Linked DNA regions of Mus musculus: region 1 is linked to region 2. The links are chromatin loops, found by intact Hi-C in ENCODE. Cell type or tissue: heart. All regions are shown on one strand. Each heading gives the region's core, and the rest is flanking DNA. Links, peaks and the distances in the headings are about the cores only. Region 1 overlaps Stk10 (serine/threonine kinase 10). Region 2 has its middle 21 kb from the start of Gm12111.

The links. A loop is a pair of places that touch in the nucleus more often than their neighbours do. Peaks named below come from ENCODE experiments on the same cell type or tissue, not always from the same donor. Only the 100,000 strongest peaks of a DNase experiment are listed, where the experiment ranks them.
Region 1: it touches region 2 in a loop (3-fold over the local background); 8 of 42 quality-filtered maps call a loop at or near these places.

The regions. Positions count from the first base shown.
Region 1 is chr11:32,616,928-32,633,267 of GRCm38, reverse strand. It overlaps Stk10 (serine/threonine kinase 10), which reads right to left. Exons shown (of 19, transcript NM_009288.2): 18 at 15,306-15,419; 19 at 8,673-10,844. The coding sequence ends at 10,707. Among named protein-coding and RNA genes, the nearest start is that of Fbxw11, 17 kb to the left of the region's middle. In heart, for the core only: a CTCF peak has its summit at 7,415 (motif pointing left); DNase peaks (open chromatin) are centred at 7,357, 9,877 and 10,877; H3K27ac peaks cover 256 bases.
Region 2 is chr11:32,939,188-32,955,527 of GRCm38, reverse strand. No RefSeq gene overlaps it. Among named protein-coding and RNA genes, the nearest start is that of Gm12111, 21 kb to the right of the region's middle. In heart, for the core only: no CTCF peak of the experiment used is centred there; a DNase peak (open chromatin) is centred at 8,837; H3K27ac peaks cover 1,093 bases; H3K27me3 peaks cover 225 bases.

The DNA.
Region 1 (16,340 bases), core at 4,030-12,029, 320 kb after region 2:
ATCTATTGGCTTCAATTGACTACAATTGCATGCATTTCTGTTACCTAGTTAGTTTGGGTGTTATTGCTGTTAATTTGTTCTTCTCTCTCTGAATGCTACTGGAGATTGGGCCCCTAAAAGAAGGCTGTTTACTGAGGCAACCAGAAAGACTGAGGGAGAGTCCCAAAGCAACAGAGCACAAAGCACAACATAGAAACACCAAAGAGCCAAGGCAATGCCTCCAAGAGATGATAACTGCTCAGTCACCCACTCCAAGAATCCTGAAATCATCAAACTCCCATCAAAGATTCACAACCCTATCTGTAAAATTATCAGTGGCTCTCACAAAGGAATAATGATTATCAACAGGGCTGTTGAGATGATTCAATGTGTAAAAGCACTTGCTGCCAAGATTGGTGACCTGAGGTCAATCGCTGGAAACAACATGGTGGGAGGAGAGAACCACCTCCTGCAAGTTGTCCTCTGACCTCTACAACTGCACTGACTTGTGTGCACACTCACTCACACATGCACGCGCGCGCACACACACACACACAAACATACACATACAAACACCCACACACCCCACACACATGCACATGCAGCCATCACATAAACACGCCTACACATCCATACATATGCACACACATACACAAACACATGCACACATAAACGATGCTCATCTGGAATAAGGGAACCTCAGTAGAAGAACTGCCTCCATCAAACTGGCCTGCAGGCAGGTCTGTGGGACAAAAGGTCACAACGCACAACAGGAAACACTCCAGTCTGTCTGTCCGTCTGGGGACTGGAATGTTCTGGGGAGCTCTCCTTTCCCAGAGATCGGGGCCACAGCTTAAAACCAAGAGCCTCAGAACATTGATACTCTGTTCTTGGTGACACATTTTAAAGAGAGAAGGGAAGGGTGGGGAGAAAACTTGCATATCAGTGAAGGAAGGGGAGGGGACGCTGGGAAAACCTTGCTGCTTGGCACTCCCAGAGCAGTGGTGATGATGCCAGGGAGATGCTTCAGTTAGCCAAGTGTTTGCTGAAAGCAGGAAGTCCTGAATTTGGATCCATAAGAAGCCAGGTGTGGCGGCACACTCCTGGATGCCCTGGGATTCTGTCTTTCAGTGTCTTTTTCTATTTTTTTTCTTCCAAGTTTTTTTCTTAGCCCAAATTTTCATTGTAGAGGCCTTTCACTTCCTGGGTTAGAATTATTCCAAGTTTTTTTGTTTTTTGGGTTTTTTTCTTCTTTTTTCTTTTTTCCCCCTCAGCTTTGAATGGGTTTGTTGTTTGGATTCAAGGTTCCTTTCCTAGTTAGTGGATGTACTGAAACTGTTTGGGGGAGGAACACTTAAAGGTACCAACATAAGGAAAAAAAAATGTTCTAGGTCGGGTGTGGTGGCATATGCCTTGAGGCAGAGGCAGGCGGATTTCTGAGTTTGAGGCCAGCCTGGTCTACAGAGTTCCAGGACAGCCAGGTCTATACAGAGAAACCCTGTCTTGAAAAACCAAAAGAAAAAAAAAAAAAAGAAAAAGAAAAAAATGTTCTAAATGTGGACAGTCATACAACACAAATCTAAGACAAAATTTCATGGTGAATATTAACGCAAAAAAAAGTTCTCAATAAAATACTTTCAAGTTCAGGGGCTGGGAAGACAGCTCCAAGGTCCCAGGTTTGATTCTCAGCACCTGTGTGGGCTCTTGCCACCCCCAATTCCAGTTCCAAGGGGACACAATACCATTTTCCAGCCTCCAATCACCAGGCATCCACATGGTGTACAGACATACATGCAGACAAAAATATCCATACACACACACTAAAAATATTTTTTTTAAAAATACTCTTAAAACTGAATTTGCTGACACATTAAAAAGATCATTTACCACAACTGTGTTGGTTTCGCTCCAGGGATGTAAGGATGGTTCAATACACGCAAATTGATAAACATGACCCAGCATACAAATGAACTCATGGGACTTGAGTCACATCATCTCAGAAGTTGCAGAAAAGACCTTCCACAAAGTCCACCATCTGTTCTGGTAAAATCAGCACAGAAAGCAATAGACGGAACATGCCTCGATGTAGATGGTGCTATAGGCAGCAAGCCTATACCCAACACAGTGCTAAATGGAGAAAGACTGAGAGTGCTGCCTCTAAGATCAGAAGTGAGATGAATATCCATTCTCTTCACTCTTACTCATACAGAAATGGAGAAGATGTAGTGCCCCGTTCTCTTTTGGGGCTATGAGCCTGTCCTAACACCCGAATCTTCTCTCCAGCCCCTATTACATGATCCTGTGCATAAATGATGATAAAGACTCCAAGAGCCAGCATGATGGATCAGTAGGTAAAGGCATGTTTTTTATTTATTTATTTATATTTGGTTTTTCGAGGCAGGGTTTCTCTGTATAGCCCTGGCTGTCCTGGAACTCACTTTGTAGACCAGGCAGGCCTAGAACTCAGAAATCTGCCTGTCTCTGCCTCCCACGTGCTGGGATTAAAGGCGTGCGCCACCACTGCCCAGCTAGGCATTATTTTTATAAAAACAAATTCTTATGGGACATGGTGGCACGTGCTTTTAATCCCAGCACACAGAAGGCAGAGGCAGGCTGATTTCTGTGAATTTGAAGCCAGTCTGGTCTACATAGTGAGTTCTGTGACAGCTAAGGCTACCTGGAGAAACTCTGTCTTTTTTTTTTTTTTTTAAGATTTGTTTGTTTGTTTGTTTGTTTGTTTATGTGAGTACACTGTAGCTGTCTTCAGACATACATCAGATCTTATTACAGATGGTTGTGAGCCACTATGTGGTTGCTGGGAATTGAACTCAGGACCTCTGGAAGAGCAATCAGTGCTCTTAACCTCTGAGCCATCTCTCCAGCCTGAGAAACCCTGTCTTGAAAAAAATTTTCTTCTCCTTCCCCTTCCCCTTCTCCTTCTTCTTCCCCTTCCCCTTTTTCCTTTTCCTGTTCTTCCTTTTCTTCCTTTCTTGCTCTTCCTCTTTTTCTCGTCTCTTCTCTTCTCTTCTCTTCTCTTCTCTTCTCTTCTCTTCTCTTTCCTTTTTTCCTTTTTCTCCTTCTTGCACATGCCCTCAGAGCAAAACACTGAACTCAGGGTCTCATGCTTGCTATGTAAATGCTCTACCACTGAGCTAAATCCCCAACCCCCGGCTCTCATTTCAAACAGAATAAAACAGGTTATTCTGGAACCAAATATGAGTGATTGCAGTCCTGGAACACAGATTCAGGTTACCCCAAACAGCTGCTCGTTGAACACATGCTCCAGACCTGACTGGTCCTCCAGCTGTGACCCTGCTCAGAAGCCTGTGCAAAACAACCAGAGAGGAGATAATGTTTCTTCCTCCTAAGGATTTTGTACTCTTTCGCCATCATCTTTGCCACTTCTTCTTCCTCTGCTGCTGAAACCCCAGGTCTGCTGTAGATCCACCAACAAGAGAATTGCAGTATTAGCCTTTGGATACCTGTCTCAGTACTCCCATCTGTGTTGAGGGAATCCCTCCTCTTTCCGGGCTGAATAGTATTCCAGTGTGTATCTAGACCCCCTTTCTTTCCCTACCCACCTGTCAGTGGGCATTTATGTCGGCTCCAGTTCTTCACTATTCCAAAAGGTGTTGTGATAAGTGCAAGGGTGTGAACATCTTTGACGAACTGTTGTCAACTCTTTTGGGTAAATACCAAAATGGAATTACTAGATGAAGATAGTCTTCTTAAAGCTGCAGAAGAAGGGCTGGTGAGATGGCTCAACAGATAAGAGCACCCGACTGTTCTTCTGAAGGTCCTGAGTTCAATTCCCAGCAACCACATGGTGGCTCACAACCATCCCTAACAAGATCTGGCGCCCTCTTCTGGAGTGTCTGAAGACAGCTACAGTGTACTTACATATAATAAATAAATAAATCTTTAAAAAAAAAAAAAAAAAAAAAAGCTGCAGAAGAAGCCTTTCTCGAGGCCACATCTTGCCTTACATTGGTGAGTGTCTGACCTGAGCCTATGTGTGTGTATGTGTGTGTGTGTTTTCTCTTCCAAACAAAACAAAACAAAACAAAACAAAACAAAAACCAATACTACTCAGCAACAATGAATTAACCTGTAGTCCTGAGCACGAGCCAGGGTGACTCTTTCCAGCCACAGCCAACTCTAACTTAACAGAAGGCATTTGTATGATATTCCTGCCACAGCATTTGGGTATAATGACACCCCACTTACCATCACTGAGAGTCCTGGCCAGTGTGCTCTGATTCCAAAACCTCACCCACCCAGAATCCATTTCTTAGAGATACCAGCTCCACGTGTCTTCAGTAGTCTTTGGAGAGCTTAGGTGCAGTAAGGGAACCCTCCCAAGGGAGTCTGGAAACTGAGCAGAAGCCAGAGAGGGAGGGGAAGGAAGAGAGGGGGCGGACTACAGGGATCCCCCCAGGGAGCTTAAGAGTATCAACCATGCCTTGGGGTTTGCTCTGACTTGTTGCAAGGGGACAGGTCCTTCATACTCCCACTCCACTGGGTCCCTGCCTAAGACCCATTTCAGTGTGGGTGGGTGTCAGGGTGGGTGGGTGTCAGTTCCCAGGCAGTTTTATCTTTTGGTGCCTGTGGGCAAAGAGACCTTGGTAACCCCCAGAGCAGCCTTTTGAAGGGAGTCTGGTGTGGACTGCTAAGACAAAAGCCACAAAAATGGGTAGGACAGACCACAAAAGGGGATCTGGACTGCAGTGAAGGTAGGTAGGTGGTTGGGGCTCAGTAATACGATTTCTGCACAAGGCTCTGGGTTCTGTCTCCGTACCATGAGTGGGGAGCCTGGGGGAGCAGCCACTACATGTTTTCTTCCGTTCCCTCCTTAACTGCCTCTCTCATCTCCAGGAGGGAGTCAGATGCACCCTAGTGAGTGGGGAGACTGTTATCCTGATGGGCAGGTACGCTGTGGTAACCAGTAGCCCCAACACCACCACAGCTTGAAGCCTGTCCTTTGATCATTTGATCAGGGCCTAATGTTCTGTGTAAGTCTCAGGGGGAACTGTTGGAAGAGCCACTGTCTTGTTCTTCACTGTCTTGAAACGTGGTCTCCTCCGAGGTTCCTTACCACAAAGGGAGAACCATATGTTTGCTCTACCGTGTCTCCACACAGGTGGGACAGTCACATGCCATTGGGCAGACTGACCACCTGTTCTGCCCAGTGACAGCGGGATCCAAGCCATAGGTTTAGTTGAGCATTGTCCAGCCACACTTTTCTAGAAGAAAGGGATAGAGGTGGGCAGCACTCTGGGCCTTCCACATGCTTGGACAGCGTCCCACCTCACACAGCTTCCTCACACAGAACAGGACAGTGTCCCACCTCACACAGCTTCCTCGCACAGAACAGGACAGCAGCCCACCTATGGCTGAGCTCGTCCCCAGCCTATGTTTTCCTTCCCCACTACAAGCTTTTCAGTATGATTCAAGCTTGAACTGGATGAGAAGAAGTTTCCAAATGGAAGGTAAAATCTGGCACCCAGATCGCTCTCATGGTTTATGACACTTGGTTCTTTTAAAATTGTTGGGTTTTAGCTATCTGCTGAAAATTTCAGGGCACCATGTGTTGCCCCAAACATTCAAACACACTGAGTTTGTGGGAGTCAGGCCCCTGCATTATCGAGACCCCCTATTGGTCGGCTTCTTTCCCCTCCTCTCCCTTCTGGTCCCATCTCTTATTTCTCCCTATCTCCTCCTCCCACCTTCCCCCAACTCCCCCCAACTCACGCCACCACCCCACCCCACCTCCGTTTCAAAGGACTTCAGGACTCCACCACAGAACGCCAGCCCAAACCCTAACCACTTCTGATCTCTCTGCAGTCTGAGTTAAGAAATGGCTGGATGGAGATCCTGTCCACTGTGCACTTGGCAGGGTCTGGGCTCCTCTCTCTGCACTTTTAGCCCTGAAGACCTGGCAAAAGCTCACCTCTGTTGCTTTTTCTAGGCTTGTGAACCCAGGCAGGGCAAACCACCCAATCCCCTCATGGGGACCCCATCCCAGCTTGAATCCTGGCCAGGCAGGCCTTCCCTATTGTGTGATCTGCTTATACCAGCAAGTAGAACTTCCAGTCACCAGTTCTATTTTCTTCTCGTTTTCTTTTTCTTTCTCTCTTTCTTTCTTTCTTTCTTTCTTTCTTTCTTTCTTTCTTTCTTTCTTTCTTTCTCTCTCTCTCTCTCTCTCTTTCTTTCTTTCCTTCTTTCTTTCTTTCTTTTTCCCTTCCCTTCCCTTCCCTTCCCTTCCCTTCCCTTCCCTTCCCTTCCCTTCCCTTCCCTTCCCTTCCTTCCTCTCTCTCTCTCTTTCTTGTTGTTGTTTTTTGTTTTTGTGAGACAGGGTTTCTCAGTGTAGCCCTGGCTGTCCCAGAACTCACTAGAGCAGGCTGGTCTAGAACACAGAGATCTCCCCGCCTCTGCCTGCCTAGTGTAGGGGTTAAAGGTGTGTGCCACCATCACCCTGCTTCCTCTTTTTCAACGTTAATTTTATTGTGTGTGTGTGTTGATATGTACACATATGTGTGAGCACCCACAGGGGCCAGAAGAAGGCTTTGGATCCACTGGAGCTACAGTAGGCAGTTGTGAGGTCCTTGCCTAGACTCTAAAGCTATCCTCAGTGCTGGGATTGGTTTGAACGACCTTTTCTGCCACCATTGGGCATAGAAGCTCTGTTTTGATGGTTGCTAGATGTCCTTGTTAACCAGACCTAATAGACACCATGGGTACAACAGAGCTATGTGGTGCCTCTGAGTGCAGCATCTAAGGCTCTGCTAATTGCCTCAAAATCGTGCAATCCTTCCTTTCCTTCTAAACTCTCAGTGCTGCATGGACTGTACAATGACTCCTCCGTCCATTTCAGCCTTTTCTTTCCCACTCTGCAGCTCTTAGGGAACGGCTGTTTTGGCCTGGCATCCTTGTTCGGCCCAACCTCTCTCTAGCCTTATGCTGATAAGCCATCTACTCTGGCCAGCCTTAGTGCATGTCATTCTGGAATAGACCTGTTTGCCCTCCGACACAGGGTGGCTCTCTTAGGGGGTGTTCTGAGTCCCCAGGCGGTGTCAGTCTGCACAGGTGCTGCTTTCCCACGTCTCTGTCTCCATTAGGGTGAGCATGCTGAAGACAGCATCCAGGAATCACTCATTCCAATGATGGTTGCTTTGAGAGGAGTCAATTAACATAGGATGATTTCATTTCCCAAGTCATCCTCATCTCCTAATGCCCTGGGGGTGGGAGGCTGCCAGTCTCCTGAATTCTTGGAAACTCACTTTTCTAGCTCTTAATGGCAATCATGCTGGCTGCCTGCTGATTTACATCCCCCAGACAGTAAGTACTCATCAGTGGAAGCTGCAGCCACACCAACAGCCTGAGTCCAGAGGCTGTGCAGCACCATGGCCATGGCCTGCCCTCTGCTGGTCACGAGACTTCCAGGGCAACAGCAGCAAGGTGCTAAGCAAAAGCAGACTGGTTTTGTTTTCTGTTCTGTGAAGTCCTTTGGTATTCCACAATGTCTATGAAGTCCTTCTCAAAGTAATATTTTTGAAACCTGTGACAATGAGGTTATTATGTTGATTACAAATGAAACTGACCATCAGGATAAATAGGTATCTTTAAAAAAAAATTTTTTTTAATTGTTTTTTTATTTTTGGTTTTTTCTTTTTTTCGTTTTTGTTTTTTGTTTTTCTGAGACAGGGCCTCTTTGTGTAGTCCTGGCTGTCTTAGAACTCACTCTGTAGACCAGGCTGGCCTTGAACTCAGAAATCTGCCTGCCTCTGCCTCCCAAGTGCTGGGATTAAAGGCATGTGCCACCACTGCCCGGCTACCAATGACTTCGGAAAACTGTAGCTACACAGTTAATAAGACATATGCATGGACACAACCAACTGGACCTAACAATGCAGGTTGAGTCACTATGATTTAAAAATGAGGAAAAAATGGTGTAGTGTGGAACGCCGTTGGTTTCCCTGGGTGACAGTTACAAGCCCCACTGATACCTCTGGGGTTGTTGCCACCTCCACTAAGAAGGAAAACACTCAATTTCAGGCAGGAAAACTAAAGACCACATCTTTTGACAAACAAATGCAGAGATACCCCCAATTCTACCCGTGGACCCCAGGGTAAGAACACAAGCAATGTTTTGAGAGGTACAGTCAGACAAATGTAAACTATATTTCTATTTGTCCCCCTAGAATCAGAGACAGAGCCCAGACCCATGTACAAGCTAGGGCATTCAACCACCATGTTAAGTCTGTCCTGGAAAATTCTTTTAAGATACAGCATTGATGGCAAGAAGTGGCAGCTGGAGAGAGGTGTGGTAGCACCATCAGGGGGACAAACTCCAGGGTTGAATTCCATGGGTGTCCCTCGGCCGTGTCCTGAGATTTGGGCTCTGCGCAAAATCTACTTTCTTATCAGAGTTATGGAAAAAATTCAGTCCATTAACATACAAAATCTGGGGGTGTTTGTTAACCAATGTTTGTCTTTGAATCGGAATGATATTAAATGGCCAGAGAGAATATGGTCTCTTTCCTCTCTCTTTGGGGTTCCATCAGAAACCCCAGAGTCTGACCTGCTGCCTGATGGAGGAGGCTCTCACATACTCAGAGGATAAGCCCTTCCTTGCTGAGCAAGCACAGGAGGCCCACCTATCTTCTCTTTCCAACCAGAAAGAACAACAGTGCTTGCAAATCACCTTATTACTTTATTAGAAGCATATTTACATTCTTTTTTTGTTTGCAGAGAACAGTTTACAAATATCCACGGTGCTTGGAAATGCATACACGTTATTTCCATCCTTCATGAAGGGAAATATAAGTTAGTTATATTTACTGCGCTAAAAACACTTCTGCCTGTTCCTATACAGAAAAGATTAGCACAGGGCATGAGGAATACTGCGTGGGCCCTTGGTGGTGGCAGGCATTGCACTTACGCTATAATTATGAGGCTGGAAGACTAGGCTAGACCCCACTCCAAAAGGCACAGCAGAGCTACCAGGGCTCAGGTGGTACTAAGTGCAGATTCAACAAAGGACTGGAACATTACGAATGATGTCAGGGAGCGGTCAAAGACTGTTATATGAACCACAAAACTAGCATTTTGCCTAATAGCCACTGTCAAGTCCCCTGAAAGCAAGTATCCCTGCCCGGCCTCCTGTGGCGTGGCCTGGCCCATCTGCCCTCTGAGTCAACTCCTTGATGTGAGGCCTGAAAGCAAGCGAAGGCTCACTCGCTCCCCTGAGAACTATGGCCTTCCTGGGGTTCTGTGAGCTTCTTTACTGCACACTAGATCTGGGAGTCCCAAGACCTGTTTTCCTATTTTTTTTCTAGCCCACTCCCTCCCAAGCACCCAGTTTTCATTTGAGGAAACTTTTTAGAAAGTTGCTTCAGCATCGGGCAGTGACAGAGAAATACTGCTAAGGTCTCAGCCACTCGCCAGACTCAACCGCCTGGGTCCCCCCTCCCCCACCCCACCCCATTGTCCCTGGGAAGGGGCTTTTTAAAAAGAGGGTGTCTGAGGCAGCCAGCCATTTGCCTGTACTGTAACTGAGCACTTAGGCTGCTTTTCTTCTATGGGGCTCAGCCTCTTGGGAGGCTACCTGAGCAGCCCGAAGGCCCAGTCATGGAGGCTCCACATTTCCCTGAGCGCAGCATGTTCCTGAGGGTGGGGAACAGTTCTTCCTGAACAGAGAAGTCCAAAGCTTAGTGGAAATGTACAGTGGGACTCCAGTACAGGACTAGGGCAGAAGTCAAAAGCCTTCCTGGGTACCTGCAGACAAGCGGGCAAGGGTGAGATTGGCACGTGCTAGGCAGCAGAAGTCAAGTGTGGAGGGGGGTGTACCCCTGAACACGGGATCCTGTGTGCAGCCAAATGAGTTGCAGGCTGGCAGTACAGCCTGTGCCTTCTCTGGGTTCTGGCGCCAGCACTCAGCATGGCCCCACCAGCTGCTCCACCTGACATGCTCAGTGGCCCTGGATCAGGCTCAGGAGGCAAGCAAGCAGGTTCCAATGCATTGGTCCTAGGAGGTCACAGCAGAGGCAGCCTGGGTGGTGTCAGGGGGGCCAAGTTATGTATTTGCAGTGTGTGTGTGTGTGTGTGTGTGTGTGTGTGTGTGTGTGTGTGTGTGTGTGTGTATTGCATGTCTCACAGGGAGAGGAAAATAAGATGGGATACAATGTCAGAATCAGCAGAACAGGCATCTCTGGCATCCTTCTCCACGCTCCCTACCCCGACATACACAAAGCAAAGTCAGCTATGTGAAACAAGGGAATGGGGACACCCGGGAGCTGGCTGCTGAGAACCCAAGTGGCTCTTAGGGATGTTTCCCGACACTGTGAGGAATTACTGAAGGCAAACAAACAAACAGACAAACAAACAAAAAACCCACAAGGATCACAATAAGGATGCGTTCGCGGTGATGTCATTAGTAGCGCTTGTGCCCACAGACAGTAGAGCTGGTGTTTGGGCAAACAGGAGGGGTTCACCCATCCTGCCTGGCCCCTGACCTCAACAGTCTAAATCACTCCTAGGTGATGGGAATCTGAGTCTTGAGGAGGTCACCGTGCACCAAGGTGGCACTGTGGACAACTGGGGCGCTGCAGGGGGATGGGTAATTGAGCTGGCACAGAAGCAAGAGGAAGAGGTCCTGAGTCACTTGTTCATAGAGGCTTGGGGGCCCCAGTAGCCACGCTGCCCACCGCAGCCCAGGCTTGTGGGTGTTAGGAAGCATCCCCAGAGCTGTAGGGGAAGAAGTTGCTGGCTTTGCTGGGTGTGGTGGGTCTGGGCTCTGCCTCCTCGCTTAATTTGAAGAACATTTCCTGTTCCCGCTTCTTCTGGTTCAAATCCTCTTCCAGGGCCTGGGGAAGCGAGAGCAGATGGTATTCAGCGGGATGCCAACGATTCCAATCAGAACAGCATGTCCTGCTCTGGACAGCTCCCTGAGGTAAGCACCCCTTCCACCTGCCACACGCCTTCCTGAACTGCTCATGGCCCAGGGCCAATCCTGGGGAACCGCCTGTTAAGGGGCGAGAGGTACAGGCAGGACTCCCGTGATGGGGAAAGAGCAGGATGGATAAAGAAGAGCCAGAGGGGAGGATCTAGCAGAAGAAAGAGATGGCCAAGTGACAGTGCTCACCCCCAGTCAGGACACCCACTGCCTGCGGGAGGGTGTGTGCCTGTCCCTCTGAGGGTCTGAGCTCCTCAGGTAATGGGAGGGGTGCTTTCCAGCTGGCAGCAGCACAGGAGCTTCCGTTGGGCACATGCTCATCTATCCAGATAAACACGATCCTATCAGGAAGACTTCCCAAGAGCACGGGATCAGGAGTGCCAGCTCACAAGGGAAGTTGAAGAGCCAGGAGAGCATGGGCCCTTAGACAAGATCAGGCACCATGTGGGAGGGGAAACTGGATTGGGATTTATGTAAAATTTTCACTTCAGGTTGGCAATTAGACAAACCAAGCCTGGTGAGTTGTGGTGGCAGAGGCGCATACCTTTGCTTGAGACTCGGAAATAGGTAGATTTGTGAGTTCAAGGCCAGCCTGGTCTACAGAGGGAGTCTCGGGGCAACCAGGGCTACACAGAGAAACCCTGTCTCAAAATAAAAAACAAAAAGAACCCCAAAACCCTGAAAATTACTATACTGGCTCAGTGATACAAATATAAACCAAACTGCCCAGGAGACCAGTGTGTGAGCCTCTGGGATCCAGTGTGTGAGCCCTTGGGATCCAGTGTGTGAGCCCCCAGGGGTCTAGTGTGTGAGCCCCCAGGAGACCAGTGTGTGAGCCCCTGGGATCTAGTGTGTGAGCTCCCTGGGATCTAGTGTGTGAACCCCTGGGATCCAGTGTGTGAGCCCCCAGGGATCTAGTATGTGAGCCCCTGGGATCTAGTGTATGAGCCCCAGGGGTCCAGTATGGGATCTGTGAACCCCCCCAGGAATCCAGTGTGTGACCCCCTGGGGTTCAGATGGAGGTGTTGCTCATAGTTCTGCTATTGTTTAGACACAGGGTGGTTTAGTAAGTCGCCCAATTTCAAAGCTAGGAATAGTTGAGCATATCCACTCCAAAAGTTCAAGATGTCCCAAAATTTGAATTCTGAAGTGCTAGTTTGATATAGTGAAAGACACCATTTCTGACCTCACAGGTTGGGTGGCAATCCAAAGGTGGGTGTGCCATAAATACCTCCTGGCTGTGTGTAAGGACCCAGGAGACACAACCAAGTTTGCTTAGACTTGGGTGTTTCAAATGTGACATGCCAGCTGAGGCTTGTGTGCCTGAGCACTCAGCCTCCAAGATGGTGGGGTAGAAGGCATGACTGGTGAAGCTAGGGTCACAGGAGAGGGGACAACCCGGCTTCCTGCTCTCTGCCTCTATGGTGTGATCAGCCCCTCAAACATCAGTGTAGCCAAAACAAACCTCTGTCTGGTGTTCTACCACGAGACAAGAGACGGAGCTAACATGGCCTTTATCCCGAGACATCTCATTACACAGATGTGAATATCCCAGACTTGGATCTGGAACCCACAGCACTCTGGTCCCCAGTGTCTGCTGAAGGGACACTTAGCGTGGAGTGCTGAGCCTGTGACTCAAGCCCTGCTGTCCTTTGCCCACCACAAGTCTCCCCCCAAAGCCTCTGAGAGCACAGGCAGCAGTCTGTGTCCCACTGTGTGGCAGATAGTTAACATAGTAAACATTAACATTGTTTTTGAGAATGTTATACACGAGTACTAACTATATGTACCTCATTTCTTCCATCACCCCCATGGGTCCCCCTCTATGTCCTCTCAAACCCACGACTCCTTCTTTAATTATCCTTGATATATACATATGCTATTTGTATGTATATGAATACCACCCGCTGAGTCCATTTACCATGCTCATATGCATACTTGTTCGAGATGACTGCCTGGGGTCAGACAGCTTCTCAGGGGTCTCATCCCTGAACTCTTCTCTCAGCAACCATCTAATTGTCTCTAACTCTTGTCTAGAGTGAGGCTGTGGGAGAGCTCTCCCCCACCCATGAGATCAATGGGGCGGTCAATGGGGTTGTCATTGTGCCTGCTTTGTTTGTGTATTGAAGTCTCATGGGGCAGCTTCCCTGTCCTATAGGATAGACCCTGCTTTGCAGGCCAGAGTTTCTATGGCAACACAACATAGAGCAGCATGGAGGAAGTAAATGAATATGTTTCTTTCTTTCTTTTTTTTTTCTTTACACTGTAGTTGTCTTCAGACACACCAGAAGAGGGCGTCAAATTTCATTACAGATGGTTGTGAACCACTCTGTGGTTGCTGGGATTTGAACTCGGGACCTTTAGAAGAGCAGTTAGTACTCTTAACCGCTGAGACATCTCACCAGCCCCATACATTTCTTTCTAAACAAACTTATTAACAAATGAGTTAGCCCACCAGCAGCAATGTGTTAACAGTAGCTTAAAGTAGATAATACTCATGTATTTTACAGTCTAACATGGCAATGTAAGAAGGGCCAGGAAAAGAAAGAGAGAGAGAGAGAGAGAGAGCACGAGCAGACTATGCCGAGGCCCCACTCTGTCCTCAAAGTGACCTCAGCAAATCAGGAAGTCTGCACTTACTTAAAAGGAAGCCGTCTGAGTTCTAAAAATACTCCACAGGACTTGCTATAAGAAGGAGACAGAGCTCAAGGCTGGTTGGTGTAATGCCAGAGCACAAAGGACCATCCCCTCTGGGCCTTCCTGCCAGCAGCAACTCGGGCAGCTGTGACAGAACCCTGCCCCGAGGCAGTCCCACAGGCAGGGTGCAGGGCCAGCTCTCTAAGCCCTGGCCTGTGGTGCTTCCAGGAGCCTGAGAGATCATCACAGGAAGCTGCTGGGAGAGCTCATTCTCCAGACCCTTAGGATGTGAGTGCCCAGGAGACAGCTGCCCAGAGTCAGACAAGCAGGTGCACGTTCACTCCCTGATGCCAGAGCCAGCTGGAACACTGGGTACCTGTGGGCTTAGTGTCAGAAATCCCAGCAGGGCACGGTCTGCCTCCTGTCTACGCACACAGTGGCTAGAAAACCCTCAGAATATCAGGCAGTGTGGGCACACGGTCATGGGTCACAAGGTCAAGGGTAACAAGGCTAACCTCTCCTCAGAGTCTAAGAATGACTATGCTGTGCTAGGCAGGGGTGGGTGGCTCACACCTTTAATTCCAGCACTCAGGAGGCAGAGACACGGGGATTTTTGAGTTCCTGGCCAGACTGGTCTATGGAGCTAGCTCCAGAACAGCCAGGGCTACACAGAGAAATTTTGTCTCAACAAACAAACAAACAAACAAACAAACACCCAAAACAAGAATGCTGTGGGTTGGGCTGGAGAGCAGTTAAGAGCACTGACTGCTCTTCCGAAGGTCCTGAGTTCAAATCCCAGCAACCACATGGTGGCTCACAACCACCTGTAATGAGATCTGATGCCCTCTTCTGGCGAGTCTGAAGACAGCTACAGTGTACTTAGAAAGAATGCTGTGCGTTAATGACTCTTTAGCTGACCCTACAATCTTATCGCATCAGGACCATGCTGAGGCCTGCCTGTGATATTTACTGCGTTGGTTACCTTCTTGCTGCTGCTACCAAATACCTAAGAAAAGCAGCTAATGGCATAAGGTTCCCTTTGGGTTCATACTTTGAGGGGGCAGCTCATCCTAAGAAGGCAAGATGGTGAGAGTACCTGGCACCTGGTCACAGTGACTCTGCAGCAAGGAGTCTGTAAAAACCCCAACCATCGAGCCACAGCCAAGAGCCCAGCCCAGCCTGACTCTGGCCTTGTGAGACCCTGGAGAGGCCCCTGCAGAGACCCCTAGCTTTTGAATCCTATTCCTATAGTGTTTGATAAAGAGTGTGGCTTACACTGCTGAGTGTATGGCTGTTTGTTTGCTTTGGTGCTGAGGCAGACCCCAGAGCATCAAACATGCTAGGCTGGTGCTCTGCCCCAGAGCTCCACCCCAGACCAAGCACAGAGATTTACACATTTGGAAACTAACTCAGAAAGTGAAGTAGCTGGCACTGGCCTTTGACCTCACAGAGTGACTGCCTGAAACTCTCCAAGGTGGGGGGAGGTGCCAGCCTGGCAATGTGACTGACTGCTGCTCATGGCAGGGGTTCTCTGCTTGCCTCAGGTGCACATGGGCCAATGTCAAGAGCACCCTCTTAACCCAGGGGTCCAGAGAGCTGCCAGCATTCAGCACAACAGGCAGATGGGTCCTGTCTCTCGGGAACAGACCAATTTTAGGGGTGCCACAAGACAAGAGTCAGAAAATAGGGAGGATTCAGATGTTCCAGGCAGGTACCCATGAGTCCAGTGCAGTACCTTTTTGCGTGGCCGAAGCTTGTCTCGCCATTCCTTCAGGCTCTGGTTGTGGCTCTCATCCAGGGCCTTCAGCTTCTGGGTTTCATGCTCTACCAACAGATGACACTTTTCATTCTGGAATAGGCAGAATAGGGGTGATGAGGCCAAAGCCTGGGGAAACAGACCCATGGCATCCTTTTTTTTTTTTTTTTTAAAGATTTATTTATTTATTATTATATGTAAGTACACTGTAGCTGTCTTCAGACACACCAGAAGCAGACACACCAGAAGAGGGAGTCAGATCTTGTTATGGATGGTTGTGAGCCACCATGTGGTTGCTGGGATTTGAACTCTGGACCTTCGGAAGAGCAGTCGGGTGCTCTTACCCACTGAGCCATCTCACCAGCCCCCGACCCATGGCATCCTTAAGGGCACTACCACCGCGGGCTCACTATGCTGTGGCCACTATCCACAACTCTGCATGTGAGTAATACACTCGCACAAAGCAGTGCCTGGAGGACTATTCCAGAACAGTGATGGTGTGCACGTGTGAGCACGCACGCCATGGTGGAGGCCAAGGGACGACTGCAGAGTCGGCTCTCTCTGTTGCCTTTCGCATGGGTTCCGAGAAATCACACTTAGACTGTTAGGCCTGTGTGCTCACTGTGTACGCAGTCACTGAGCATCCTGCCTGTCCTTCTGGGTGCTTTTGACACTGTCTGGGCTTTTTAAAAAGTTTTGGGCTGGTGAGAGGGCCCAGTGGGCAAAGCCCGGCAATCTAAGTTCAATCCCCAGAGCTGTGAAAGGATGACAGAACTGGCTCCCAAAAGTTGTCCTCCTAACCACACACATGCTCCGGGCGTGCACCAGCCCAAACTCACACACATGCACGAACATCCCATAAATAAATCAATAAACTGCAGCCGTAACTCCTGGTCCCGAGCTATCTTCCCACTGACACCTTTCACATAGCAGGACCACAGGTGTGCTGCTCTGCATCTGGCAACAGCAGTTTTCTATGGCAGCCCAAGCAGACTAAGTCTCTGTGTATAACTA
Region 2 (16,340 bases), core at 5,392-13,391:
GTTCACTATTCACATGACCATGACCTTTGCTGGGTGTAATCTTGACTTTGAGAAGTGGTTGGGGGGCAGGGGCGGGGGTGTCTCCTCAGCCTAGCCACTGAGCTGGGCATACCCAGTTATATCCAGTCCAGCTTCTATTGCATAGTGTGCTCTTACTGGGAAAGGGTTTATTGTTGCTTCATAGAATAAGAGAGGGTGACAATTCAAGACGGTCATTTTGTTTGTTCTGTTTTGAGGAGGCCATTTATCCAGCTGTCTCATCTTTACAATTTGCTTCAAATACCAACCCCCTGTCCAAAAGTCCACATGGAGTTTGCTGGCAACTTCTCGTGTAGTTTGGTAAGATGCTCTACGGTTGTTCTCTGTTGGTCCTTGCCAACTTCTGATGCCACACACACCGCTGCATAACTCATCTTCAAGACTCTCATCTCATCTCCTTTGCAGGCTTTTTTTTTTTTTTTAAATGTCAGAGCTCCCACATCTGGACACTGCTGTGAAAGGGGTTAAGTTCTAGCATATGGTGACTGAAGGACTTGATCATCTGTGGCTAGTGGCAAGTCCTTTACATTTAAATTTTAAATTATGTTATTTTATGTATATGGTGTTTGCTGGAATGCATGCCTGGGGACCATGTGCATACCTGGTGCCAGTGGAGACCAGACAAAGGTTTGGATCCACTGTAGCTGGAGCCACGAATCATTTCGAGCTTCCGAATAGGTGCTGGGAATCAGGCCCAGGTCCTGTAGAAGAGCAGCTGGTGATCTTAACTGCTGAGCCACCTCTCCAACTCCAGCAATAATTTTATAAGGATTCTTGTTTCTTCACTTCAGTGAGCACTGTTTCTTACCAATGGAAGACATGAAATTAAAGTAACCATGTGTGTGTGTGTGTGTGTGTGTGTGTGTGTGTGTGTGTACTGCTGGCATATGTGTAGGAGGTAAAGAAGAAAGACTAGGAAGACAAGGATTTTCCCTGAGCCAGCCAAGCTTGCCTGGTTCAACATAGCAGCTGCTAGCCATGTGGCTCTTGAACACTAGAAAGACAGATACAGATTCAAGTCCTTGGTACCAAGGAGGAGGAGGAAGAAGAGGAGAAGGAGGAGGAAGAGGAGGAGAAGGAAGAGGAGGAGGAGGAGGAAGAGGAAGAGGAGGAGAAGAAGAAGAGGAAGAAGGAGAAGGAGGAGGAGAAGGAGGAGGAGAAGGAGAAGGAGAAGGAGAAGGAGAAGGAGAAGGAGAAGGAGAAGGAGAAGGAGAAGGAGAAGGAGAAGAAGAAGAAGAAGAAGAAGAAGAAGAAGAAGAAGAAGAAGAAGAAGAAGAAGAAGAAGAAGAAGAAGAAGAAGAAGAAGAAAGAGAGGAGGAGGCAAGGGACCTTAATGTTTTATATTGATTATACACTGAAAGTATTCTTGGATGCATATTAGGCTAAGCAAATATATTTCAGTATTTCAAAAATTAACTTCACCTGTTGGTTTTTTTTTCTTGTACTTTTAGAAAGTGACTACTAGAAACTCAAAATATGCCTTGTGGCTTGCTTGTGTGGCTTCCATAGTGTGGAATATGAGCAGTGTGGGCCACTTTCTCACCCACAGTCCCTTATGGTCAGCAGTGGGCAGTGACCATGCAGAGGCTGGAGCCAGGAACCTGAAGCTGAACCACCGCATTAAAGGCAGCTGGGCTCTGTGGTTCTGCTCTCAACAGCCAGAGCCCAACCACAGGCCCTCCCTACGGCATAGTGGAAAAGAGCCTGAGGTCAGAGTGGCCTTTGCTACAGTCCTAGCTCCTCAGGACTCTTCTCACAACTTATATACATGTTTGTTCTATTGTCCATGAAACAGGGGTCGGGGAACCTACAACAGAAATATTCCCCCATTTAAGCAGCGTTTTTTTGTACCTATTATGTGCCCTAAGTACACTTTCTGGCTCACTTCTTTCTCACCTCCAGAGACACAATGCTAAAAATAGTTAGTGTGTGTGTGTGGGGGGGTAGTACATTGTACTGAGCTCTTTAGGAGCCCACTAGTTCCCTGGAATGGATTTCTCCTTGGTATTGCTGTGTGACTTCACAGAAGTAATTTCTTCCTCTGATTTTCAACTTCCCCATCTTTGAAATGGGGATGATGGCATTACCTGTCCCACTGGGCTACTCTGAGGGTCAGAGGAAGCAGAGTTGAGTCCACTCTGGATCCCTGGACGCCAAAGGCAGTGTTCCTGTGCTAGTTCTACTGTGGTTTTCAGATCTCAGTGATCCCAACGGTGTTCCCAGGAGACAGAAGGGAGAGGTCTGGAAGACTTCTGCAAGTGATGGGGCTCATGCCAAGACGGGCCATGCCTGAGCTGTGTAAGTCAGCCAAAGATATGGTAGAAACAGCTGCAATTGCAGCCCACCAGCTCAGCCTGCATTCCCTGTCCACATCCCTGGATACTGGATACTCACCTCTGCCTGCAGATACCCGCCAGCCTCTGACCATAGGTTTCTTCAGTCTAGTGGAAGTTGCCAGGCCTAAATCAGTTAAGAGCACCAGAAGAGTGGCTTTGGACTAGAGGTGAGCAGGTGCCATCCCTCAGCTCAAATCTGAAGACCCTTCAAAGCATGTTCCCCGCTGACCAACGCTCAGATTTCTCAGTAATGGGTTGTGATAAAGCACCCATAGTTCACTGTCTTGGTCTCCACTCCCCCCCCCCTCCCCATGCCCCTGCTAGTATTGAGCATGTAGACAAAGAAGATGAAGTTTAAACTTTGTTTGGGGGAACTCAACTCAATAGTTTCTTCTCAAGATAATCCTGATTGGATGAGGTGGCATCTCTGCCTGCAGAAACTCCCTTCTCCCCTCTCTTTCTTCCCCACTCCATTCCCACACAGCCCTACAGGCACCAGGCCAAGAATAGTCAGCTGCACTTCAGGGAACCAAAGTTTCCTACTTCCTGAAAGTGTGCCAGAGTGGCTCTTGGTCCTAGTGATGCTAGTTAGTGTTGCTACCTTGACAGGAACTAGAATCAGCTGTGTGTTGGGTGTCCTGGATGTGTCTGTGGAGGCAATGATCTTGATTGAGTTAATAGAAGGGGGAAACCCCACCTGAGAATGGTAGGCCTGTTCTCTGGGCAGGAAATCCTGTCTGAGCAACTGTAGAAACATCCAAGTAGCAACAAACACACTCATCTCCCCCTGCTTCCTGGCTGCAGATGTAGTGTGAACAGATTCTTCAAACTCCTGGCCCCTTGACCTCCCCACTGTGACTGACTGAACCCTTGAACCTCAAGCCAGAATGAAGCTTTTCTCCCTTAAGTTGCTTTTGCCAGAGCATTCTATCACAACAGGAAAACAGACTAAACAAGTCCTCTTCCAGGTGTCGCTGTCTCTGGGACAAATGCCTGGGACTTCTGTGGCCATCTTACTGTGTCCTGGGAAAGAAGCCATCATGGCACATGGTAAGTTGGTGGACGGAGAAATGGTTGCCTCTGACCCATCCCTCCCAGCCATCCAGCCCCTCTGGACTTTTTCCTCTGTAAAATCTGTTTGAACTCACTTAGAGCCACCCTGGAACTGAGCTGGGGCTGCCTCCACATTGCCCCTCTCTAGCTATGAAGCCAATCCTCTCCTTAATCCCCACACCATTCAGAAGGCACAGAATTATTGAAACTCTGGGTAGAACACAAAAGGAGCCCTCTCTGTGGGAGGGAGAGGTACTGTGGTGCATACGCATGTACTGGTTGCGCCCTGGACTAGAAGCAGGTGTTGCAAATGGTCAAATGGATGGTCAAGTTCATGGCTTCTGCAACAGTACCCTGTAAAAAGTGAAAAAAAAAACCTTCCACAGAATCAGAATCCATTGTTATTTCCCAGTCTAATAGTTCACATACAAAGACCCTTGACCCTAACTTTTGTCCCCATTTCTTTTTTTTTTCATTTTAAAAAACTGGTTATTTTATTTATTTACATTTCAAATGTTGTCCCCCTTCCCAATCTCCCCTCTGCAAATGATCCATCTCCTTTGCCTCTGTGAGGGTGCTCCTCAACCCACCCACCCATTCCTGCTTCACCAATCTAGCATCCTCTTTCTCTGGGGCATCAAGCCTCCTCAGGACCAAAGTCCTTCCCTCCCATTGATGCCAGAGAAGGCCATCCTCTGCTACATAGGTAGCTCGAGACATGGATCCCTCCATGTATACTCTTCGGTTGGTGATTTAGTCCCTGGGAGTTCTGAGTTATCCTGTTAGTTGAAATTGTTCTCCCTATTGGGTTGCAATTCCCTTCAGCTCCTTCATTCCTTCACCTAACTCTTCCATTGGGTCCCAGGCTCAGTGTGATGGTTGGCTGTGAGTGTCTGCATCTGTGTTAGTGAGGTGCTGGCCGAGTCTCTCAGGGGACAGCTATACCAGGCACCTGTCAGCAGCTCTTCTTGGCATCAGCAATAGTGTCTGGGTTTGGTGTCTGCAGATGTGATGGATTCCCTAGGGAAGTCTCTGGATAGCCTTTCCTTCAGTTTCTGCTCCATTTTTTGTCCCTGCTTTTCCTTTACACAGGAACAATTCTGTGTTAAAATTTTTGAGCTGGGTGGTTGGCTCCATTGCTCAACTGGGTTGTCCCCATTTCTTAGCTGAGGATACCAAGACTCATAGAGAGCCAGTCACTAGCCTAATGTCACACTGTCTGGTAAGATGGAGATTTTCAATCATGGGTCAGACCCCTTTGTTTTCCTGACATTCTATACTGCCCCCCCACCCCCACCCCCACCTCTGCCTCTGCCCCAGGGTCTACTTAGCTAAGAGAGTGACCAGAATGCCCTGCAGAGGGAAGGATCCCACTCCCCAGGCAGGGCGCCCACAATTCATTCCTGCCTGCCTCTATTCCTTAAGAACTTAAATTCCCAGAAGCTGTTCTTTGGGTGCCTGCTTCTTTACATGTCCTTCCCATATCTGTTTTTTGAGACAGAGTCTTGAAACTTTGGCTGGCCTGGAACTCACAGAGACTCACCCATCTCTGCCTCCCAAGTGCTGGCGTTAAAGGTGAGAGCCTCCACGCCCTGCTTGCTTTCCCCTGCTTTAAAAGGCTATTATTTTAAAGATGACGTTTCTCTTTTGGCTGTTTGGTTGTGCCGTGTCATTTCTGATGGTCCACTTGGCTCTTTCAACTAGTAAGAGCACATGGACCTTCAGGAAATGGGGGGAGAAGCTGAGACAAGTCCCATTCCATCCATGAAAATTCTGACCTCTCTGATGTTTTCTGGGGGAAGGAGTACAGAAGAAGAACCCAACAGTCCAAAGGTCCCATAAAAATACAAGGGTTTTTTTTGGGGGGGGAGGGGGGCTTGGCACACATAATTAGTTTTTTGTTTGTTTACAACAAACAAAGATTGGAATTAATCAGCCTTCAAATGCCTGCAGACTACACCTAAATCCTATACTTTCTCTTTAAAAAACTCAAAAACTGTACCAGTCTAAAGACTCAACATTACAACTGGCACGGGCTCCTCAATCCCTCGAAACCCCTGTCCTTCCCTATTACAGCGTGCGGCATCCAGACTGTCCGTTTCATTTCCCCCATCTGGACACCTGGAGGCATCCGACTTTGCAAGCTTTATGTGTAAAACCTTGCTGTAAATTGTTGATTTTGTTTCTGATTCACAAAAAGACAACATCCAAATCAGCCTTCTCCAGGAGGAGTGCATCTCCAGGAGGGCCAGTGCTGACGAAAACCTCTGTCAGGAAGAGCCTTTTCCTTAATAGAATCTCTTGTAACCAGATCAGCAGCATCTCAGACCTCAGACTTGTGGAAGCCTCTTTGCTACCAGACCCAGACCCAGACAACAGAACTCTTACATCACGCTGGGGAGAAGAGACCTCCATGGATGCCTGTGCTAACTGACACTGGGATGCCCCGGTCCTTAGCTAATCACTCATTCTGGAATCCTAGTAAAACCATTTCCAAAGGTAATTAAAAAAACAAGCAAGTAACGTCTTCAGTTTGTGTTTACTCACTCAGATTAGCTATGATGTTCTTCAGTTTGCAACATCAAAAACACAGCTCCCATGATCCTGTGAGCTCCGTTCATGGAATGGGGCCCAGGATTTGCTGGGCCAACACTCCTGTATCACTTTGGACTGCCACCCTTTACTCCTGAGCCTTAGTTTCTCTATTTTCTCTAAAAGCTGCCATGGGGATCCGACGTGGCACACGTCAAGTCCATGGAATAAAAGATGGGACATCCTACGTCATTATTTGTGTTAGGATTGATTGCCTTTTTTTTTTTTCCTGAGTTTGTCTTGTTCCACACGTGAGAAATAGAAATCTGGGCCATGACATTTTTATTACTCTCCCATTCCTGCAGCAGACCCCTGCTTTGGTTTGTGGACCTCTGAAATAATGCTAATGGCCTTGGTAGCAATTGCAGGCTAACATTAAAGGGATGCTCCACAGGAGAAAGGAAGCCTCCTGCCCCTTTCCTCTCTTCTCCATCAGTATGGTTGGCATCTGGACATACACTGGCTATCAGCATGCACTAACTTGGCAATCTAGACTAAGAAAATATTCTTACCATCTATTGCTTTACACCCCTGCTTGTGGTCTTCCTAATTGTGCTGGCCTGTGGGAGGCCAGAGCTGCTATATTAGAACGGCTGTTGGCACTCTGTCCTCCAAGCTTTAAGAGGTTTGGCATTCCCGGCCCCTGGTGTTCATGGAAGTCATGACCCCTCAGTCATTGCAATGGCCTTCTATGCTCTCCCACGTGTCTGCACGTCCCAGGGGGGTTTGAGACTGCCATTGTTCCAATGAAAATGGCTGATGGGACTTTTCAAGCTTTCCTGTCTTGCAAACTTGAGTCAGAGTGTCTCTCTCCAGCCTTCTGGAGCTCAGTTTCCTGGTCTTTAAAATGGGAGAATCATCCCCATCCACTGGACTGACTGCTGGAAGGACCTAGAGGGAGCAGGCATGGAACATGAGTGTTACACAGTAAGTGTTCAAGTGTAGGGACTTAACACAGGGTGCAGGCTTCAGCTACCCCTTTCTACTGGTCATGTCTCGATGTGACAGGGCCAAGGAGACGTTTCAAAGCTTTCCAGACTTCATTCTGGTCTAATTGGAGTCTTTGTGGAATGAAGTCCAGTATTGAATTTGGCCTGTGTTTGACAGATCACTCTATGCACAGCTAACAGAACTTGCTCTGCCTATGCTTAATACAGGGGGGATTCTTGGCCAGGGCTCAGGAGGGATTGCTGGAGAAAATGTCCCATTCAATTAAAGCTGATTGGTCTTGACAGTTGTCTGGGTGAAGTTTATAAGGTACATCTAATCTGCATGCATCTGGTCATAAAAATGCAAAACAAGCTTTTCCCACCCAAGTTCTGACTCCAGATGTGGCTGACTCCAGATGTGGCTGCCTCGCAGTGATTGGCATCGTGTTTTTTTTTTTTTTTTTTTTTTTTTGCAGCTGTCCTACATTTTAAATCTTTTTCTATTTAAAATATATTCCTCATAATTATGGAATGCAATAAACAAACTTCGGCCTGATGACAAGCTTTAAATATAAGATTGTTTCAGCTTAAAATAAATGCCATGATTTTTCAGCCCAGGATGGAGCCTGCACTGGCAAGGATCCTCCAAAGGAGCCCTGACCTTGTCACTGCTGACCAGAACCAATTTCTCTCTGGTATTGGCTGATATTTGGATGGGGTACAAAGGAAGAAAAATTAAAAGAGCTATTTATATCAGATTTTGAAAAATATGCACAGTTCTTCAGAAAGCCATACTTGTAGGACCGAAGAAAAAGCCCTGCATTTCAATTGATCATGTCTGGAGAACCCAGTGGCATGGGTATTTCTCTGCCTGCACAGAGATTCTGCACGACACTGGGACTGATGTGGTCACCAGATTGCCTATGGTAGCTTCCAAATTCTGTGCTGTTACTGGGAGGTGAGCGTTGCTGTGTGCCTAAGTTTCCTTAGTTAGAGAATGGAAATCCATAAGGGTGCTTACCTCACGGTGTAACTGTGAAGGCAACGAGGTCGTTGTAAGAAGGGTGCTTAGACCTAAGGGTGGCTCATGAGTCGTCAGAGCTGCTTGCTGCTGGGCTAGCCATTGCCAACTGGTCTCTTCCCATGCGTCCTTTCAAGGGGAAACTCACATTTCTGGAGGAGAGATTATTTGCACAAGTCTCATGGCGAGGCTGGGAGTCAAACCCTAATCCTTTTGGTTTCATTGGTGAACTTGCAAGCTCATGGTCAGTTTGGGTCACATTGGTGCTTTCTGTCTGAGGTTAGACTTAGCAGACGGCTGCTTCTGCATACTGACGACCACGCTCTCCTCTATACTCCTGCTGTCCACACTGCTTGCTCTTGTTTGCTCTGATGTGCCATATATACACTGATGGATGACATCTCTACCAGTGCCTTTTACTCATCCCTGGAGCATCCTGATAAAGCATGTTTGGGAGAGCATCCTTGGGCCTTTTCTGTGCCTCCTGGAACTCCTCTTTATTTTTTGATACATTTAAATGAATTTATAGTTGACAGCTAAGAAGCTAAACTCGCTGGCTAATTTTAGATAAGTCAGCGTGTTCCCAAGCTGCTAGTTTTCTGGCCACTCCTGGACCTCAGCCATGACCTAATGATTCTGCCATTAGCAGTGTGGACAGCTCTGGTCTTCAGAAAAAAGAGCACTACCCAGAATTTGTGTCAACAGTCCACTCCTCTTGAAAGTCACAAGCCCTCCAGTTACTAAAGAAGTGTCTGCTGCTAAATTTGGATCCTGACTTGGTAATTGTTCTCCTATTAGGCTGATGAGCGCGTTAGCAGAGCAAGGGCCCCTGGGCTTCTGCCCACAGTGTGAGCCAAACAGGAAACAACTCTGTGAACTTGACTTCTGAGCTGTGTAAAAGGCCTGTCTATCACTTTGCTCATGGCACAGGCTCAGTATCAAAATAGCATGTGCTGTCCTTCCCAGGAGATGGACTCCAGGCCTGGCAGGATCCCAGAATCCAGCAGGAGTCAATGTCTTTACTGGAAAAGGGGTGGCCATGCTTTGGTTCTCCCTGGAATCCTGGCAATGGCCTTTATGATATCCACAGTCTTGCCTGACCTGCTAAACTCATTCCTGTTTGAGGGGAAGTGGTATGGAAAGACATTGACAAAATATGACCTCTGGAGGTCTGTGAGCCCAGGTTCACACACTGGCTGGGGTACTGGTTGCCATTTATAATCAGGGTGAACTGGGATGGCCATCCTTGTAATGTGGAAAGAAAATGAAGTATGACTTTTGGAGGTAGGTGGGCCAGGGCTCAAACACTGGTGACCTCTGTAGACAGGTTAGCCCAGGATCATATACTGATGATGTCTGGAGATGGGCTAACCCAGGTTCACACACCGATGACCTCTGGAGACAGGTTAGCCCAAGCTTACACACTGATGACCTTTGGAGGTGGGTAAGCCTGGTTCACAAACTGGGATTACTGTTTATAAATATCATGAATTTTGACGGCCAGCCTTGGGTCTTTTTTGGATCATCATGAAGGATGGATAATGTCTCATATGGAAAAGACTAAGTTCAGACTGCATATACGGGAGGAAGGGGCTGAGGTTTTGTCTCTGGAGCCAAAGAGGCATTTGATCTGAGTTTCTGAGTTATTGTAGGCAACAAATATATACATATGTGAAAAGAATTGCTATAATGGCTTACATAATAGGATCTGGGGATGTATGCATGGAGGAGAGCCATAGTAGTCTACAGCTACCCAGCCTGTGAAGCTGTGTACCTCCATAGTCCCGATGTAATGCTGAAGTCCTGGAAGATTCTTGGAGAGCTGGTGGCATTCTACATTAGAAGACCAAATAAATGTAAGTCTGTTGTCTGTGACATAACTGCGGCGGCGGCATAGCAGAAGCAGTATAGATTCACTTATCAGCAAGACACAAAGGCAGCAAGCAACACTGCTTTATCTTTGGCTTCTTCCTATCTGGGCTAGCTGGCTGAGGTTGTTGCCTACCCTGAGGGAGGGTCTCATGCTGTCAGTTAATACTTTCTGGAAATACTCTTCACAGACACACCCAGAGTCATGTCTCTTAACTGAGTCCAGATCCAGTCAAACCGACAACCAAGACTAACCATTACACTTGGATTAGGAAGTTTGTTTTCCCTTCTGTAACAAGATGGAAAATGAACAATTTGTGCTGTTTGTTTCAGTATTGATCAACTGGAAATGTCTGAAAGCCAGTGATGGATTTGTAATGTCTGCCCTGGCTGAGGAGTAGGTGGTAAGAATAGCATTCCATGCGTTTCTGTTTCCCTTCTGGAATGTAAGCCCTGAGGCTAAATTTGAACAATAATCCAAAGAATTTTTGCTTCTTATTCTTCATAAGGCTTATTCTAAACCCATATTAAACACTCTGTAGCCTACAATGACCTAGAGTGTCAAAATTACAATTACTATAACTAGGCAAGGAAACCATCAATAACCTTACCCTATAGATAAGGGACTAACATCTCAGGTTCGGGACAAAATTGCCCAGAATCCTGCAGTAAGATGATAGCAGATAACACGTCTGCTCAGTAAAGCTGGTACAAAAGACCCCATGTTATTCCTGTCTATGAAAAGTGGGTGTTCTGTGGTATGGACACTTGTCCAAGGAGGGTTTTCCACCTTTGTTTCCATGGCTCAACCCACCCCACCCCAAAGCATTCCCCAGAGAGCATGAAGAGCCTTTGGTATTTTAGATTTCAGCTCTAGGCCATCCAATGACCTTGGGTATATCACTTTTCAGGATCTGTGTCTATGCTGCCTGCTCAACCCAAGAAAGAGGCATTCCCTGGGATACACGACTTGGTCAGCAAGTCTAGCTACCCTTTCTCAAGGTAAGACTTGCAAAGAGAACACTCCTAGAGATTTGAGGCCAAGAGGGTTTTCTCTTCATAGGAAGATCAATGAGGAAATGTGTGTGAGTGTGTGTGAATGTATGTGTGAGTGTGTGTGTAGAAGTATGTGAGTGTGTGTATGAGTGTATGTGTGAATATGTATGAGTGTGTGAGAGTGTGTATAGGTATGAGTGCGTGTGTAGGAGTGTGTGTGTGTGTGTGTGTGTATGTGTGTGTGTGTGTGTATGTGTGTGTGTGTGTGTGTGTGTGTGTGTGTGTGTGTGTAGGGGAGGAATACAGCAATGACAGCAAGAACAAGACGTTTTAGTCGCTTGCAGATGAAAGCTGCCCTTAGAAGCATTTCAGCCTCTACACACCAGTTCAGCTGTGCCTGGAAAATCACTTAACTCGACATTGGATGCCAAGTCATTCGACAGACAGGGAAAGACAGAGACAGAGACAGAGGGACATGGAGGTCTGCTTCCTGGAGGGCAGGCAGTCTTTTTATTTACTCTGTATGTGGTGTTGCAAGGAAGTGGGAGTGAAGGGCTTTAGTGTCTTATTTCATAAGAGATGGAGAGAGAAGGTAAAAGAGAAAATGAAAAGGGGGAGGGCGAGAAAAGACCAGAAGAGGGAAGAAAAGGGTGGAGAGGAACTGAAAAAGGAGAAATGGGGAAAGACATGGACCTGAGGAGAGAATAGATGAAGGGCAGGAAACAGGAGTGAGGAAGAGGAGAAGGCAAAGTGGGGAGGCATCGAGAGAAAGTGTGGAGAGAGGAGCAGGAGCCAGGGGCACAAAGACTGGCCACAAGGACCATGGAGCATGCAGATCCACCGTCCCCACCCCACCCCCACCCCCACCCCTGTCTGTCTTGAACCTGCCCTTCTATACGGGAGCATGCATCTGCAGTGCTATGTGTGCCTGGCTCCCATGTGGGGCCAACTGGTCCCAAGTCCAGTCAGAGGTTGAGCTTGTAGGAAGGAGAGTCTTCAGTCTAGATGCTGGTAGAGATGTGAGTCAGGCCTTGAAGCAGCAGATCCCACCCCTCTGTGCCCAGGACCCCAGGGGAGGGTTTCCAATTGATGTGACCAGTCTAACGACCTAGACAGAACAGGGCTTGAATCTTGATCCATTTTTACCGTTAGCTCTTGGCATGTGGTTTTGAGCCTCAGTTTTCCTATCTGTGAAATGACCCTAATACAAAACCAGGTTTGGTGGGTAGTGAAGAGACTAATGAAGAAACCAGGCAGCCGGGCCTAATTCTGAGGCCAAAGCTGTAAACTGATGTCAGGCAACTGGGTTCGCCAGGTTTGCTTCTCTCCTTCAGGCTTTGGAAGTTTTAAAATTAATTATGGATGTTGGCACCCAGGAAGAAATTTCTATTCTCAGTTTCTCATGAGAGGTTCTAGCACTGAAGACCGGGTACTGGGTGGCTCCCTTGATACATTTCCTTCCATGACCCAGAAGTTATTCAACTTTTTCTTCAAGCACCTGCTTCGGCTTGCATTTCTGTTTGATTGACATGGTCTTTCATAGAGAAAGGTAAACAAACTAGCCAAGGTTCAAGTTGTCTTGTCTCTCTCAGTCCGTCATCGACTCTGCCACTCCATCTAGCATGGGACCCAGGGGCTGACTGGATTGTAAGCATATTTCCCAACGAGCCCAGTAGCCAAGCAAGAGGCAGTTTCTCTTTAAAGAATATACTTCAATGTAGTGTTTAAACAATGTGGCTTTCATTCCAGCATTGCTTGGGGCATTGTAAGATTTTCAAGTATTTTGGCAACAAGTAGCTACAATGACAAAATGACAGACTCAGATGAGGGACCTTTCTAAGGCCTGGAAGACTTGGTCATGGGAAGTTTCCCATCAGTATCCCCATGCTTGCTGTGCAACTCCAAGGTCCCTTGTGTAGCCCTTGCCGGGCACTTACACACAGCTTCTGTAGACTTGCAACCTTTTGGGTTGCTTACAGGTTTAATACAATGCTATTCGACACTGTTGAATAGCTGGAGGAGAAAAGGGTTTCTACAGGTTCAGAGCAAGCACAGCTTTTCTCTGAGTAGTGTTGATCAGATGTGGGTTGAATTCATGAATGTTGGATCCATCTTTCTCGAGGACCAAGTGTGTGCCCGGCAGGATGCCAAAGGGCAAAGAGGCAGAAAGGTCCTGAGTTGACAGAGGCAGGAGCCTCCACAGCTTAAGTACCTGCTGTTCTCTGAATCCAGGGCTGAACCCTCATCTAGACGTCCACATCTATGGTCCAGCATGGGAAGGCAATAGCCAAGCAGACAAAATCAAGTTTTTTCAAGACAACAGTGTAATGTTTTGGGAAATCCAAGAGAAACAGCTTTGGAGGAGTGTGATTCTGCTCCCTGGGAAGGTAAAGCCCAGAGAGCAGTGGGGGGAGGGGGGTATACGGAGGTGAGTGCTTTGGGCAGGGGGGGGGGGGTTGGGAGCCACAAAGATGTTGCTAGGGATCCCAGAAAGACCAGACGGTGGTGTGCTGGAACATTGTAAGGGAGAGCTGAAAGGAAAGATGGAGCAGGATGGACTGCTGGGGTTACACAGGGCATGCGCTCTGGCGCTCTGGCTACCAAGTGGAAGATGCAGGTAGGTAACTGGAGCTATAGGCAGCTTCCTAGAACGAGAGAAGCCAGATGATACTCAAGAATTGGAAAGGTGACTTCGGAGGCGAAGAAGCAGAGGCAGCTGGAAGCAGGTGAGTCTGAAGGTAGAAGGTCAGAGAGAGAAAATGGAGGCAGCAATACTAACTAGGAGCAGAGATTGGATTGCAGAAAGCCTTGCTGGAAAGAAAGCTGCAGCTGCAGCATCCTGGAATGGAGTCTGATTTGCATAAAAAGCTGAGTCTCTGTGAAGTTCCACCCCGACCAATGGGTGGTTAATTAGGTTTATTCATCCAACAGCAAACATTTATGGATGCTGGCCCCACTGGAACTTGCAGCTAGGGGTCCAAGAAGAAGAATGAGAAGAGCAGATTCCTGCTCAGGAAGTAGAGAGCCACCTGGGAACCTTGCTGTATAGAGGATTTTTGTGACCCAGCATCCTATGAAACAGATGGTTGCCCTCCCCCTCAGCCTACACTCCAGCTCCCATTTTCCCTGGCTCAGATAATACACATGGCTGCCACTGAACTCAGGCAAGAAGAGCCAGGCCTGATTGACAGTTTCCTGTGTGCCAGGCCTAGTATCAAGGGTTTGTCACCAACTATCTTACCCCAAAATAGAGCTCAAGGCTTGGCAAGCTTCCTGTGAAAGGCTGGGCCATCAAAAGTTTAGGCTCGAAGGCCAAATGGTCCCTGGAGCGGCTATTTCAATCTACCATTGTACATGAAAGCAGCCACAGACTAAACATAAATGAATGGACAAGACTGCATTCCAATAAAGCTTTATTTATACAAATAGGCTGTGGGCCAGGGTTGGCTCCACACCATATTTTGTTAATATAAGATGGAGTACCCTTGCTGTAGACGAGGAAAGTGAATGTTACAATCAGGGCCCAGAGGGTTTCCTGAAGATAAGACTGTCAGTGAGGAGTTAGCAACAGGGAAGGCTATTTCCTTCAAGGACAGCCACGTGCCGGGCAGTGGCGGGGGGGGGGGGGGGGGGGGGGTGTGCGCAAACCCTGGGATGCAGAGATATCAGGCAGAGGCAATGGACAGTTGCTGCGCCCTTGGAATACTGAGTCACTGCCTCATTGATGAAGTGGGGGTGATACTCTGACCTGGGTCCCCTCTGTCGTCAGCTGTTGTTCTCCTTTTGTCCCATTGGAGACGAGGGTATCGGTGAGTCAGGCAGAGGAAAGCAGGCTGGTCAATGGAAGACATTCAGACCCCAGGACAAGACAACCAAGGCTTGGGGAGGCTGAATAGCTAGCTGCTCAGTGGTGTGGTACCCGAGCATCATTGATGGAGCCCCAAACCTCTCTTGTTCCACATACCTTCTGCTGACACGTGCTATTCTATGTAGCACTGAGCACAAAGCCCAGGGTCTCATACATGTGCTCAGTGAGTCACACCTCAGCTCGCCATGTTCTCTTTGGGTAGAGCATGACATGTGAGAGGTGACAGGCCACAGGAGAGCCAGGAAGGTTTGCCGCAGGTGGAAGCTGCCCTCCGAGGGAAAACATCTCCAAATGTGGTTCCTTCATAAGATGTTAGAACCAGGGGAAGCCTGTGTCAAATCCCAGCCTGGCTAATTACACCTCTGTGTCTTGGGGGAGCTCCTTTTACCTTACTGAACCCCACTTTCTCTCTCTGTGAAAGAGCCAAATGTCTTTCTTATACAGAACGGTTTTCTAGGGGTTCTCAATAGAACATATGGCCCACTGGGATGTTAGTTTACCAAGGAAATTCCCAGGACCCATCTCAGACTGCATGAACCCCAGAGTCCATGACTGATGAGAACTCACGTGCTTGGTTTGGGTCCTGGGGCAACCTGAACTTCCCATCTGTCTGTGAGAACCCTGTTGTATCTGTTTCTCTCCCCATTGCTGGGATAGACTACTCTGCCAAGTGCATCTAAGGAATAAGGGCTTTACTCTGGCTCACAGTTCAAGGCAGGCACGGTCTCTTATGGTGGAGAAGTTAAGGCAATAGACACTCGAGGCAGCACCTCACATACATGCACAGCCATGAGCAGAGTGTGGTGAGTGCTGTCAATAATGGCTTTTCAACTGCCTATGTAGATCAGGATCCCACCAGGAAAGCTGCCACCCAGGTAGGTGGGTCTTCCCACCTCAATCAACACCAGTAAGAGGACTCCCCGTTGGGATGGAAAGGTAGCTCAGTGGCTAAGCTCATTCGTAGAGGATCTGAGTTTGGTTCCCAGCATCCACACTGGGCAGCTCATAACCTTCTATAACTGATGTTCTAGGGGATATGACACCCCGTCTAGTCTACGTGGGGACTGCACACATGCAGCGATCATACAGACCAGCAGGCACACACATGTACACATAAATAAAATTAAAACAAAGAAAGGCAAATAATTCCTCACAGGCATGGCCAGACACTCATCTTCTAAGAGATTCTTGATTCTGCCAGTTAATACTAGTCGTCACACCAGTCTTGTAGCTTTTTTGTGAGATTAAAAAAAAAATCTATATAGTTACAGGCTTGATGTCAGCTAACCCATCACTTGAAAGAGCAGATTCTCCTCACTGTTAGTGGCTGGAATGAGGCCTCAAATAGTCTCACCACCAGGAGGATAACATCACGTTCATACCCATTTTACAGCTGGGAAAGCAGCAGAGAGCAAAGAAAGTCCCAGATACCTGCCCTTGCCTATCCTATCCTATCCTTGCCTATCCTATCCTAGCATGTGTGCTGGCTCAGGGCCTCTCCTCTCCTGTGTAGTGGGGCATGGTGGGAAGCCAGTGGAAGGGAGGGTGTAGCAACTGGGAAAGATCAGAGGCCCCTGGGGGAAGCCTGAAGGCTGAAGGTGAAAGGTTCAGTCTCCTTGCATGGTTGCTGCAGAGAA